2 separate regions of the Homo sapiens genome follow, and region 2 is linked to region 1. Evidence: chromatin contacts called from ENCODE Hi-C or POLR2A ChIA-PET data. All regions are on one chromosome and are shown on one strand. The core of a region is the stretch at or near the end of the contact, and the rest is flanking DNA. Distances in the headings are between cores, read along the strand shown.

Region 1 (6,600 bases), core at 1,477-3,976:
CAAACATTTCCTTTATAAAGAAATGATTATTTTTTTAAATCCATTCTTTCTATATCAAACTGAAATGTCAACCTTATTTATATCGTTTATGGACTAATTTTTGATTTTTTAAATCAGATCATTGTACCTATTATTAATGCACAATGCCATTTTATATTCTATAAACAATTCTTTTTTTATGGAATTCTTCTCAACAATTTTGATATTTTTATTTGTTTAATTCCCTAGAAACCAAGTATCAAAAAAGAAAGCAAGAAATGTGAGTAATGACAGAGGAAAACTGTAGCTCATATTGGCTTAGGGAAAAACACACACATGTAATTCATTGAACAGAAGTGCCTATTTTCAAAACACTGGTTGTCCAGGGTTAAAGTTTGTCATTGTTTCTGCAGAGAAACTGACCTCCAGAGCCCATCAGACATTATCTTTGTTCTTGGCCTTTCTTGGTTAATTTTTTTTAAAAGGGCTCAGTAGTTTCTTCTATATATTTCAAATATTTAGTCATAATATATAACCAAGACTTTAAAGTGTAGATCTTCAGATTACTAAGATTGATCTGTGTGCCTTTGTATCTGTGTGACATTTACTCATATGTGTTTACATGTGCTTATAAGTAAATCTAATGAACTATGATATTATTATTATTATTATTATTTTTGAGACGGAGTTTCACTCTTGTTGCCCAGGCTGGAGTGCAATGGCATGATCTCGGCTCACCGCAACCCCCGCCTCCCAGGTTCAAGTGATTCTCCTGCCTCAGCCTCCCTAGTAGCTGGGATTATAGGCATGTGCCACCACGCCTCGCTAATTTTGTATTTTTAGTAGAGATGGTGTTTCTCCATGTTGGTCAGGCTGGTCTCGAACTCCCGACCTCAGGTGATCCACCCGCCTTGGCCTCCCAAAGTGCTGGGATTACAGGCGTGAGCCACCGCGCCCGGCTATGATTATAAGTTGTTATTTTTTTCATAATCACCATTATGTTCTGTTTTGAAATGTTAGAAATTAGAATAAGAAACATTAAAATATCAAAAACATGTCTATCCCAGTTTTGCTACATCTGTGAAAATCTGTGGCTCTTATCTCCAACTGCAGGCAGAACTGAGAGGTGCTCCATGCTGCTGCCTCACTGGATCATCTGGCAGGTACTGCTGAGGCCTACTCAGTGAGTGACCACACTCAATGAGCCATCATGATGGAGGTATGGCTCAGTTTATTTGGGCTGCTGTAGCAGAATTCCATAAACTGGGTAGCTTACAAAGAACAAAAATATATTTCTCACAGTTCTGAAAGCTGAGAAGTTCAAGATGAAGGTGCTGCAGATCTTGTAAAGACCCACTTTTAGGTTCATAGAATGGCACCTCCTCACTGTATGCTCATGTGATGGAAGGAGGGAGGGTTCTTTCTGGATCCCTTTTATAAGGTTAAGAATCCCATTCACAAGGTCTCTGCCCCAAGACTGAATCACCTCCCAAAGGCCCCACCTCTTAATAACATCACTTTGGGGGATAGAATTTCAACATATGAATTTTGTTTGGGGCACAAACATTCAGACTGCAGCAAAGAGTAAAGAATGGAAAAATATGAAGATTAGTGTCTGTGGAGGGCTCACTTTCTGATTCATATTTGGCATCTTCTACCTGTGTCCTCACATGGTGGAAGGGAAGAATTCTGATCTCTTCAGACTCTTATAAAGTCACTAATACCATTTTTGAGTGCCCTGCCCTCATAACCTAATCACCTCCCAAAGACCCCTCTTGGGGATTAGGCTTTAACATACAAGTTTTGGGGAGATACAAACATTCAGTTTACAACAGGTATGAGTGTAAGGCCTCCTTCCCCAACTGGCCTGACCCAACTGGCTCAGAACTGATCTGCAGTGTGAAATCCTCCCTACCCCATCATCTTTCCTTCCCCTTCTACTTCTACAGGCTTAGATCTGCATCTTGGTTTGGAGGTTCTTTTCACCTTCTCCAACTCTCTTGCCTTTATCCTTAGCAGATGTTTTCCCAGTAAATGTTTTTCATGTCTAATCCCATCTTGGCATTTGTTTCTCAGATAACCTTAATTTACATAACCTAAAATAAATAAATCTGAAGAGATATAGTTCTATTTAATTCCCAATTCTTTTTATCTCTATTATTCATAGATGTTTTCACATTAATTGAATATTCACTCAAATCAATTTAAATCTCAGTTCTCTAGCTTAGCTTTTCCTTTCAAAATAAAGCCTTGAGGCTTTAAATTAGAATTGGTGTTTTTGCTGGGGAAATAATTCATAAGTACCTTAGACTAAGAGTATTTGTGATGACAAAGTGGAAGAGCTAGAAAAATACAATTAAAATAAACATTTTAAAATCACTTTCAGAAGTTCAATTGATACGTTTCCTAAAATTATCACAGTAGCAGCAGGTTTTCACAGATGTCAAAGTCTCAGGTCTTTGTTCCTATATGCAGTATAAAGGGTTTCAGGATTCTTCTGCCTCTTTGGTGGGGATGCTGACCATTCATTCATTAATTAGTTCACTTATTCATTAAGCAGATGTGTGTGGAATATTTTACCAGTGGGCAGGCTCTATGGTGAGTGTATTTCTCAAGTATTTATTAGATCCTAAAAACAGCTAACCTTTGCCTTCTGTTGAATTTGACAGCTGGAACACAAATTTAAGTAAATGCCAGAGTTTCACTCTAAAGATGAAGCAATTTCCTCTATTTGAAACTGTTTGTCCTTTTTGGTTCTGCACAGCTCAGTCAAAAGACATTTATACAAACTTCTAGTGGCTGATTCCCATAACCAAATTAACCACAAAATTCTACAAGAACAGGATATGATTCATACTTTGCTCAATGTCTTTATTTCTGTCAGTTTGTAAAATTTTTTTTTTCTTTTACTAGTGTTGGATGCACTAGCTCTAATGTCAGCAACAACATTTTATATGTATGCACACCTTTCTTCCTACATCTGCTCCTATGCCTGCCATGTGAAAGCCTCTGCTGTGCTCTGTAACAGTCTTCTCTGGCCAGCACTGGCACCACTTTTTTCAGTGTCCCCCAGTCTTTTTTGCATGCCTCTTCTCCTTTCCTGGCTGTCCTTTGACAATCACTATTTTTTTGGTACCTCTCCTCATCCTAAATTTTGTTTCACTGCCCAGAGATGCAAAACTTCCAGATGCTAAAGGAAAACTCCTTTAATCAAGGGACCATAACTTTCCTTCCCAGTTATCTCATGGATAGATCTCTTTCCAATAAAATTATTACTTTTTATGTTTTTGAATTTTCATTTATAATGATTTCTACTGTTGCTCTGAGAAATTGGTTAAAAATTTTGCAATAGCCGGGCATAGTGGCTCATGCCTGTAATCCCAGCACTTTGGGAGGTCAAGGTGGGCAGATCACCTGAGTTCGAGATCAGCCTGACCAACACGGTGAAATCCCATCTCTACTAAATATACAAAATTAGCCGGGTGCAGTGGCGCATTCCTGTAATCCCACTATTCAGGAGGCTGAGGCAGGAGAATTTCTTGAACACGGGAGGTGGAGGTTGCAGTGAGCTGAGATTGTGCCACTGCACTCCAGCCTGGGCAACAGGAGCGAGGCTCCATCTCAAAAAAAAAAAAAATTGCAATAACTAATTTCAGAAGACATTTTAGATACTTGAAGCCTATTTTTAGAAACATAATGTAATTTTATATTTAATTATGTATTCATATTTTAAAGAAGTATGATAGGGTGTTTAATAGAAACATTCAAGCATAAATATATACTAGGATAAACATTTCTATGGCAAATTGGATGAAAATATAATTTCATTGAGAAAAAATAATGAGCCTTTTTAATATTAAAAATAATTTGTTCATATACTGAATGATAGGTTAATCACATAATTACTATTATATTTATAATCCTTTTGGCTGTCTTTTAAAAAATAACAGTTGTATTTAAAATGGAAATAATATCCTTTTTAGCTATTGAAATATATGATACAAATTTTACATTCTAACTTTTAAAATGTATAAGAAAATACCTAGTTTTGAAAATCACCTTAGGAAGTGTCATTGTCTGTTCAGATGCTATCATAAAACCCCTTAGACTGGGTGGCTTATAAACAACAGAAATTTATTTCTCACAGATCCAGAAGCCGGGATGTCCAAGATCAATGTAGTGCAGATCTTGTAAAGACTCACTTTCAGGTTCATAGACCAGCACCTCCTCACTGTCTCTTCATGTGATGGAAGGAGGGAGGGATCTCTCTTGGGCCTCTTTTATAAAGGCACAACTTCATTGATGAGGGCTGTGCTGCAGAACTAATAACTTCCCAAAGGCCCAACTTGTTAAATACCATCACCTTGGGGGTTAGGATTTCAACATATGAATTTTGGGGTGATGCAAACATTCAGATCACAGCAGGTAGTAAAGGACTGAAAAAGGTGAAGATCTGCAAGTCTCAAATCACAGTTACTAACGCTTATGAGTATCATAGTTTTACTGTATTTTGCCTGTTTATTTTATTTTATTTTTGATAAGAGCTTCCTTCCTCCCTCCTAACAAAGTAATTTTTCTTTACCCAAGACTCTAACAACCATTCTACCATTCTTGGGAAAATATTTTTCCATTTTTTCTTAAAGACAGACTCATCACCCAATGGCGAATTTGGTTTTGTGTTTGTTTGTTTATTTTTAATGTTTGTGGGTACATAGTAGGTATATATATTTATGGTGTACATGAGATGTTTTGAAGCAGGCATACAATGTGAAATAAGCACATCATGGTACATGGGGTATCCACCCCTCAAGTAAGATCTTCACCCTTGCATGGGTAGTACTCTTGTTCCACATGCTCGTTTCTTCACGTCAGGATAATTCCTTCAAATTTTCCCCTGCCAACCCCAGTAGTTTGAGGTCACTTCATTGCTTTGAACAGCACGTAGGAGGTATACAGGTTTCCAAACTAGTTGAGAAGGAACTCCAATCTCACTTGTAGGGAGCCAGAGGATTTCATCAAAGGGAAGCTGTGACCTACAGATGAGCCACTTTCTGGGGATAGGGAAGAAACCCTCCTCATCACTCTAAAATTCTAACCTTATTTGAGCTTCCCAACACACAACTTTCCTGAAAAATCTTCTGTCAAGTGTTGCCAATCACTTATTAAGTATTAAATTTAAAGAATACACTTTGAATGTGTATCTCATTTGAACTCTCTACAGTATTTGACAAGCATGACAATTTCTTCTTTGAAATCCTGGCTTCCATCACACCTCTGTCTTAGGGTACCTGCTACTTTTCCCACTACTTTCTCTCAAGCTCCTTCATGTGCAGCTCCTTCTCTGTCTGCTCCAAAACTCTGTTTTTCTTACTCTGAACACTGTCTTTGATAATCACACTCATTGTCAGGCCTTCAGTTACCAATAGGATGTTAACAAAGCTTACATCTATGTTGTCAGCTTAGGTCTTTCAGCTGAGCTTCATTTGAATCTTACAACCTACACTCAATAGTGCTCTTTGTGTTGATGTCAATTAATGTTTTTATTAAATGTGAGTAAAATTGTTACTCCAGAAAGATATATGGTATATATCTCATGACTTCCCTATACTCTGACACAAAATCTCAAAACCTGTAGGCACATACATCTTTTTAACTAAGCATAGGAAATCTAGCCACAGTCAAGTTATTCACTCCTCAGCATTAGAACACTTCTTTAGCCCGTTGGGCTGCTTTTCTTTTCCATATAGCTATTCTCCATCTCTTTTCTAAGCCTCTGCTAGTCAGTCTCCCCACCTAAGATGCTATTCTTTCTGTACTTATATTCAAATGATCCCCCTTCTTTTGGGCTTGACTCAGTCTTTACACACACAGTGTAGTCTTTCTTAATTATTCTAATGCCCATTTATCTTACCCGTCTAGAACTCAAATAGAATGTATTAGGCAAACAAATTCATTTAGACATTAAGTCAAATACAGTCTCAAACTTATATATAACAACTTCAAGCATATTTTTTTTGATTTTGCAACTACAATACAATTATAGGCTGAATGTTTGCGTCCCTTACATTTTATGTGCTGAAACCCTACTCTCAATGTGATGTATTAGAAGGTAGGGCCTTCAGAAGGTGATTTGGTCATGGGAGTAGAGCCCTCATGAATGGGATTAGTGCCCTTTTAAGCATCCCAAGAGAGCTTGCTTCACTTTGCTCTCTGTCATATAAGGATACAACAAGAAGTCGGTATTCTGTAACCTGAAAGAGGACCCTCACTGGAACCCAACCATGCTAGCACCCTGATCTCAGACCTCCAGTATACTGATTGTGAGAAATATATCTCAGTTGTTTATAAGCTGCCCAGTCTATAGTAATTTGGTGTAGCAGCCTGAACTAACAAGACAAATACCTAAGCTTTTATGGTATGGAATTCTTTATTGGCTAACTTTTAATGCCTAGAACAATGTTATGAACATAGTAATATTTAACAAGTATTTGTTAAATAAATAGTTTTAAAAAGGCACTCATTTTCAAAGTCAGGGTATATCAAATATTGTTGGAATGACAATTGATAATGGCTAAAATGCTGAGGAAATAGGAGATTTATTTTAACTTAAGAGTCTCAGAG
Region 2 (6,600 bases), core at 2,520-5,019, 250 kb before region 1:
TTCCCAAAAGGATTGGCCACAGTTGTCCATCAACTAACTGCTCACTAATGTTTTATATATCCTGTATTATATGTTCTTCCTTTTCTGTTTCATTATCCTCCCTCACCATGCTTCCTGGGATCACTCACCACCCAAACAAAAACAAAAACAAAATTCATTCAGATCCTGTCTCAGGATTTGGTTTTGGGTGAATGTAAACCAAGACAGTGTACATAGAGATTTCCCAGATGCCCTTTATACATAAGAAAGACTTAGATCATAGCAGGGTGATGTTGGATAAAGAGATGCAGAAGCTGGTATTTAGAAGTCAGACCAGCTTGAGTTGAAATGGTACAGTCAAAGGGATGTGGGTGGGAGACCAACTGTGTCTGCAACCAGGAGTGAGAGAAATTATAGCTGAATGATAATAATGAGTGCAAGGCCATGTAGCAATATTGCAATTAAATTGTAGCTGGATCATAGTAACCATTTCTGCTTTAAATAAATTAGAGGTTAAAGCATCTCTCATTGTCAGTCATGTAGCTACACATTTACAACTGACTACTTTATAATTTTCTTCTATTTTTATCACCTGCATTAATGTATTTCTTAGACACTGGTTTCTTTTCCTTGAAATAGATTCCAAACTAGATGAATTGTTTTTCTACTCAGTTTCTGGACCCAAAATAAAAAAGGAATCATAGACTCTTAGAATGGTCAAGGACTTTAGAGGTCAACTATTTCAATACCTATGCATAAATATTCATACAATATGTATAGAAATTTCATTATACCATAACCTGAGATTTGAGACTAGAATATTTGAATCTCCTTTAAAAAAACTATGTTATCAATTTCCTCTGTACTTTTTGTTTCTGTTCCTGATTTTTAAAGCATGTCTAGTATATTCTGGGATATTAATCAAGAGACATAAAAAATGTGCATTAATATATTATGCATGTCTGCCAAGAACATTCAAAGAACTATACATGTACATATAAGTGATATTACTGTCAATTCATAATGAGAATTATTAATTAGACTGTAATTGTAGCTTGCCATTTCTAATCCCTTTATCTGATTGGTTGAGAATGAAGCAGGTTAGTAGAAATGTCATATTTCTTTTAAATCAAATTCAGTATGCTTTGGACATCCATCCCACCTGTCTGCTAGAAAATTCAATTTTAGTCATTGTTACGGCCTCCTTACATAGCTTTAACGCACCAAGCAGGCCCTTTATTCTGTTCTCTCTTATTTATGCTAGTAACTAACAGGACACTCAAAGACCAAGCTTAAAGAAGCCTTGATTTCATACACTTATTTTTTTCTTTCATATACTTGGTGCCTTAGAATATGTGGTGACCAAGAATTCAGATGCTTAGCATACAACTCTCTGTTTTCCTAAAACATCGTGCTAGAAGTCAGAGACATCACATCTGATCACTTCAAATCTGTGCATCACAGATCTCCTGCCTTCTGTCTCCCTAGGTGCTACATGGGAGTGGACTCAGGGTCTTTGCTGCTTCAGTCTCTCCCAGGCTCAGTCTTAGAGTATGCTTGTTTTCACTCATTGTTCTTCTGCCTATCCTTTCTCCAATTGGTAAAATCCCCTCCTGGGTTTCTAAAGAGAAAACGTGGCAGTTACCAGCTTTACCATATACTCAGAGTTGTGTGGTGGTCACACTATGACTATGGTCACACTATGACCACCATTGTCATAGTGTGCCTCCTGATGCAATGCCAAGAATGCGTGGGCTGAGTCTGGTCATGTGGAAACATCAGACAGACATATGTTGAGGGTCATATGTATGAGGGTCTATGAGAGCATGCAGGGCCTATACTCTTTAAGACTGTCCAAGGACAGGAGAAGTAGGAGAGGGCTAACAAGCTTGAAGGAGTCTGATGAGACATGACAGCTATATGCAGTGTATATTCTTGGATGGTTTACTGGACCAAAAAGGTCAAAATGATATTGTTAGGGAACTTGGCAAAGTTTGAGTGGATAGTAGTGAGCTGGATAGTAGTGTTATGCTAATTTACTAAAGGGGAAGGATATATGTTGATATAGTATAGGGGTGTCCTTGCTTTTAGACTACACACTGGAGTATTTAGAGGTGATAGGGCATTCTGTTAGAAAAAGGACTATGTATATAGAAAGAAAGAATGAGAGGGTAATGAAACAAATGTGGTAAAACATTAATAATTGGGCACTCTGTGTAAAGAGAATATGGAAGTCACTTGAACTATACTTGTAATTTTTTTGTAGGTTTGCTGTTATTTCAAAATTAAAAACATAAAATTTCAAAATAATATTTTTTGCCTAAAATTTATCATTGTGTCAGGAAAATATCTTTGAACCACTCAGTTCAAATATAGTACATTGTACTAGAAGACTACAGTAAGTGTATAATTTCATTTTTTTAATGGCAGTGTCTCTCTCTGTGTCACCCAGGCTGGAGTGCAGTGGCATGATCATGGCTTCCTGCAACCTCGACCTCCTGGGCTCAAGGAATCCTCCCACCTCAGCCTCCTACACAGCTGGGATTACAGGTGTGTGCCACCACCAGAAGCTATATATTTTTTTTTTTTTTTGGAAAGTTGGAGTCTCACTGTATTGCCAGGGCTGATCTGTATCTCTTGCCCTCAAGTGATCCTCCTGCCTTGGCCTTCCAAAGTGCTGGGATTATATGTGTTAACCACTGCACCTGGAATAATTTTTGATGCAGATGCAAACCTAATGAAATATAAAAAGATCATTCTGTTACTGCTAAGAATTGAGTGTTTCAAGTAATAGTACTTAGGCTAAATCAGTGTGGTAAGTGATACTACTGGCCATTTTTTGACACTCGGAAAAAAGGCCAGGTGGTTAAAAGGAAAAGCACAAAGCAACAACAAAGCAATAATTCTTATATACTCTTTACTTTCTTTGAAAGCAAAGTGTTTTTAATTTTAAAATTACTTGACTCTCTTTTACTGCTTTCCTCTATGTTTATTTTCTGCACAACCATTTTCTTTTTTTTTTTACAATTTTCTGTATAGGCTTCTATGGGAAAAAGCTCTGTAACTGTAGTGTGTATTTATAGTTGTGAAATAGCTTTTCTTTTTCTTAGTCTTTTTGTTTATTCCCCAAAATGAGTCACTGATATTGCTCAACAGTTCTTGGGAAACAGAGGCCTGTCCCTTGTTAATGTCGTAAGTTGTCTTTTCCTGGAAATCACCAAGTGAGTAAACCAGAAGTCCAACTGGAATTAAATAAACATATCTTTCAAACCGACAGTAATTAGCTAAGATTTTATAAGAATATCATGTATTTTTGGTTCTTTTATAGGAGTTTGTATATATCCTACTGAAGAAAAAACTTCAAACCTTTTTGTCATCTTTGTTAATATACTATTTTAAAAATACAGATTAAATCAAAATGAAAACAGTTTTTCATTTAGTACTTCCAAAACCCATATTTTGTTCAGTGTTATTTTAATGTACTTAGTTCCAGCTGTTCTTTCAAGGTCTACATAATCATGCTTGCAGCACACTTACTTTTTCTAGGGGAAGATGTATCTTTTGGCAATTTACTTAATAGTTAGTCTACAGTTTTTATTGGATCCTACTAGATTGTTCAGGTTCTTTATTAAAGGCATTCTAAATGCTAATACCTGGCATCCTTACCTGTTCCTTTTCCCCATTTTTATATTTTATCTTGCTTACCTGCCGGGTCAGAACCCAGCATTGTGTTGGTTATGAAGTTGCCTATTTAGATCTCAACAGTTTCAGTGTAGTCCAGACTGTCTGTGGCAGCCTAAGAGGAGAACTAGGAAGGAAGAAAGCTTGGAAGGAAATGGCCCTTCACTTTCTCTAGAAGGATCCTGTGGATTGGCCTTCTTCCTTGATTCTTCTCGATCTTGTCACTTTGTAGCATGTCACTTAAAAAGGTATGGGGAGCTCCCACATAGAAAAAAAAGATGCAGTTTTATTGGGAAGGAAACACATATGAGAGGTGGTCTTTTTTACCTAATAAGGTTGTGTGGTGATCATTTGGGGAGGAACTGAGCTGGAAACAAATTGGGATTTGTCTTGAGGCAGATGACATTCTGGAGGCAAGGCCTGTCCTTTCTATCTGAGGCTGTTCATATGCTCCTTTAGAGGACTCCTGCTCAGGGTAGTTACCTCAAATTTGTAGGCTCAGTTACCCTCTTTTCTTTTATTTAAAAATATGAAACACCTCCTTTATAACATATGTGGAATGCATACCTTATTTCTGTAATAGTTTTTCTCTGAAAATTTTGCTTGTCTTTAAAAAGTATCCATATCATCCCCCACCCCCAACTGTTAGTAAGATATGCAACACTGACTCTTGGAGTGAGTGTTAGGGAGGGAGGGGTTTCTCATCAGAGGGAAGGAGATGGCAACTCAGATAATGGTCATGACAAGGGGGTGTGGAGCCCTCATTATGGTGTGTGCTAGGCTGATTTTCTGTAAGTCTTTATGATAACCCACAAGACAAGCATTGTCATCTTTCCTCATAGACTAAGAAATGCGGTCCTGAGAGGTAAAGTCACATGGCAATGATGCACTTGCTCTTTCCTCTACTTGAAATGTCCTTTGGGTTCTCATGGCTGACACTTTTTCATTCATTGTTCAGGTTGCAGTTCAAATGTCACACCTTCTTTGGCTAAACAATTCAACTTCCTCTTCAAACATACAACACTCATTATGACATTATTTCATTTCCTTTATAGGATTTTTCATGTCTTACATTTTTTGTGAGTTCCAGTAGAGAATGAAATTTGTCTGTTCCCTTTACTGTTGTATTCCCAACTTCTAGCGCCATGTATCATATAAATATAATTGGGCAAGTGAATATACCCAGGCTATTCTCGTGTAGAAAGCAGCAGAAGCCCTCTGGGAAGTGTCACAAAACTATTTCAACAGACTTACACTAGTTGCTCTGAAAATTTTTTACTGCATATACATGGGACTCAGATTCTGAGACCACCTTGAACATTTTTTTGGACAATGTTTCCTACCCATAGATAAATCTGAGATGTGTCTGCTTTGCTCTGCAAATGAATTCTTAGCAAAATCCTGTCTGTCTGTTTGAGTTGTTCTTAAGGAACAATGTTTAATCTATTGTGACCTTGTGTAATCTATTAGTACTCTTGCCGATTAGGACATGCACAACATCAAAGGATATTTTTATGGAAGATTATGACCAAAACAAACTGTCTGTGGCCACAAAAGGGGAATTTCTCTTAGAAACATAAACTGATTCAATAAGGGAGGAGCTGACATTTTGATTTCATTACCGTTACACTGAAAATTAATGAATTAATCAAGCACAATACCCTCCACTCTTTTCTATCACTTGTCACATTTTCCCCTGAATGAAGATGGCTGGAACAGAAATGAAGTGTCCCTGTAGATTTTCCCTTATACCCTTTTTTACTATACTTTATAAATACCCAGGATCCCTTTTTTTAACTAACAGGACTTCGAATGAACTCCTGACAGTATCTTGATATGTCCATGTGTTTGGAAAGCTGTTTTTTTCCCCCCTTAGTTTTGGGTATAGCAATGAGTAAAGAGAATAAAACTTGTTCTCTAATATTTCTGACTTTATACCAGCAAACTTTCATATTTCTCTCTCTCTCTCATCGTAAGTTTCCTTGGCATTATTGGTTCACATGTGGCTTTGCTTTAGTGTGAAGTCTGTAAATATATAAACCTCTTTTATTCTGGGGAAACCATCTTTTTATTATGTCTGGATCAACTTTCCAAACACTGTTTTATTAGCCAAGTTACTTCACTGAAATAAAAGTAAAGCTTTGGAGATATGAAAAAGATACCATGTACATTGAGTTGAATGGCACCTGAAAACTGGCTGGGAGAATTTCCTGGTGAATTGGAATATGCACTTGTTAGGTAATAGGACAATACACCATAAGAAATAGAGTGACCTCTGCACAAAATTTGAAACAAAAAAGAATGCAGAAGAATTGTTAAAATGATTCCTTTTTTATTAAAAAATCCTTTGCAATTTTCTTTCCCATAGATATGCTCTGACTTTATAATTAATTAACAAGTTGTTTACTTCATTTTTATATTGGATAAAATTATTTTTCATCTATCAGAAAGTTCTTTCCATAATTTCAAGAGTTCTGGGTGAAGTATTGCTAGTGTGACATACACTCCTGCTTGATTTATTACTGTTTATCATTTTCTTTGATTTTGATATTCAAATAAAAAAAATATTTCAAGTGAAATTTTATATAAAAATGCATGAAGAGCTTTTATAGAATCTAAGTAAAAGCTACTTTCTTCTCATATATTTTGGTAATATTGGATAAAACGACACTATTTCTCCTATTTATAAGTTTTTTAAAAAATTCATCCTGTGTCATTTTCATTAGATTGCTTTCAGATGTCATACTTTTCTCTTTGCCACAGAAGGTTAAAGTTAACTTTCCAGACAGCAGTGGTGAAAATTAAAACTCTGTTTTTACTATCATTATGACTAATAAATTAAAAGATAAAAATGGCATAATTTTTGATTGCCAAAACACTGTATTGACATCTGTCATTCTGGTTACCTGAAATAATTTATGAAAACTACTCTTTGTATAT

Evidence for each region. A loop is a pair of places that touch in the nucleus more often than their neighbours do. ChIA-PET counts read pairs that join two places held with the same protein, here RNA polymerase II (POLR2A). Pooled maps may share reads with other maps.
Region 2: a map of cardiac septum shows a loop between it and region 1 (3-fold over the local background). The contact joins two enhancer-like sites. A Hi-C loop is called at or near these places in 1 of 168 maps with a recorded cell type or tissue (cardiac septum) and 4 of 50 pooled maps. POLR2A ChIA-PET finds 5 or more read pairs at or near these places in 1 of 52 experiments (AG04450).

What each region holds. Positions count from the first base shown.
Region 1 is chr5:120,385,730-120,392,329 of GRCh38, forward strand. No RefSeq gene overlaps it. Among named protein-coding and RNA genes, the nearest start is that of PRR16, 75 kb to the right of the region's middle. Within about 2 kb of position 2,727, at least 3 of the 41 ENCODE cell types and tissues checked have a DNase peak (open chromatin) inside an H3K27ac peak, as active enhancers do.
Region 2 is chr5:120,136,107-120,142,706 of GRCh38, forward strand. No RefSeq gene overlaps it. Among named protein-coding and RNA genes, the nearest start is that of PRR16, 320 kb to the right of the region's middle. Within about 2 kb of position 3,770, at least 2 of the 41 ENCODE cell types and tissues checked have a DNase peak (open chromatin) inside an H3K27ac peak, as active enhancers do.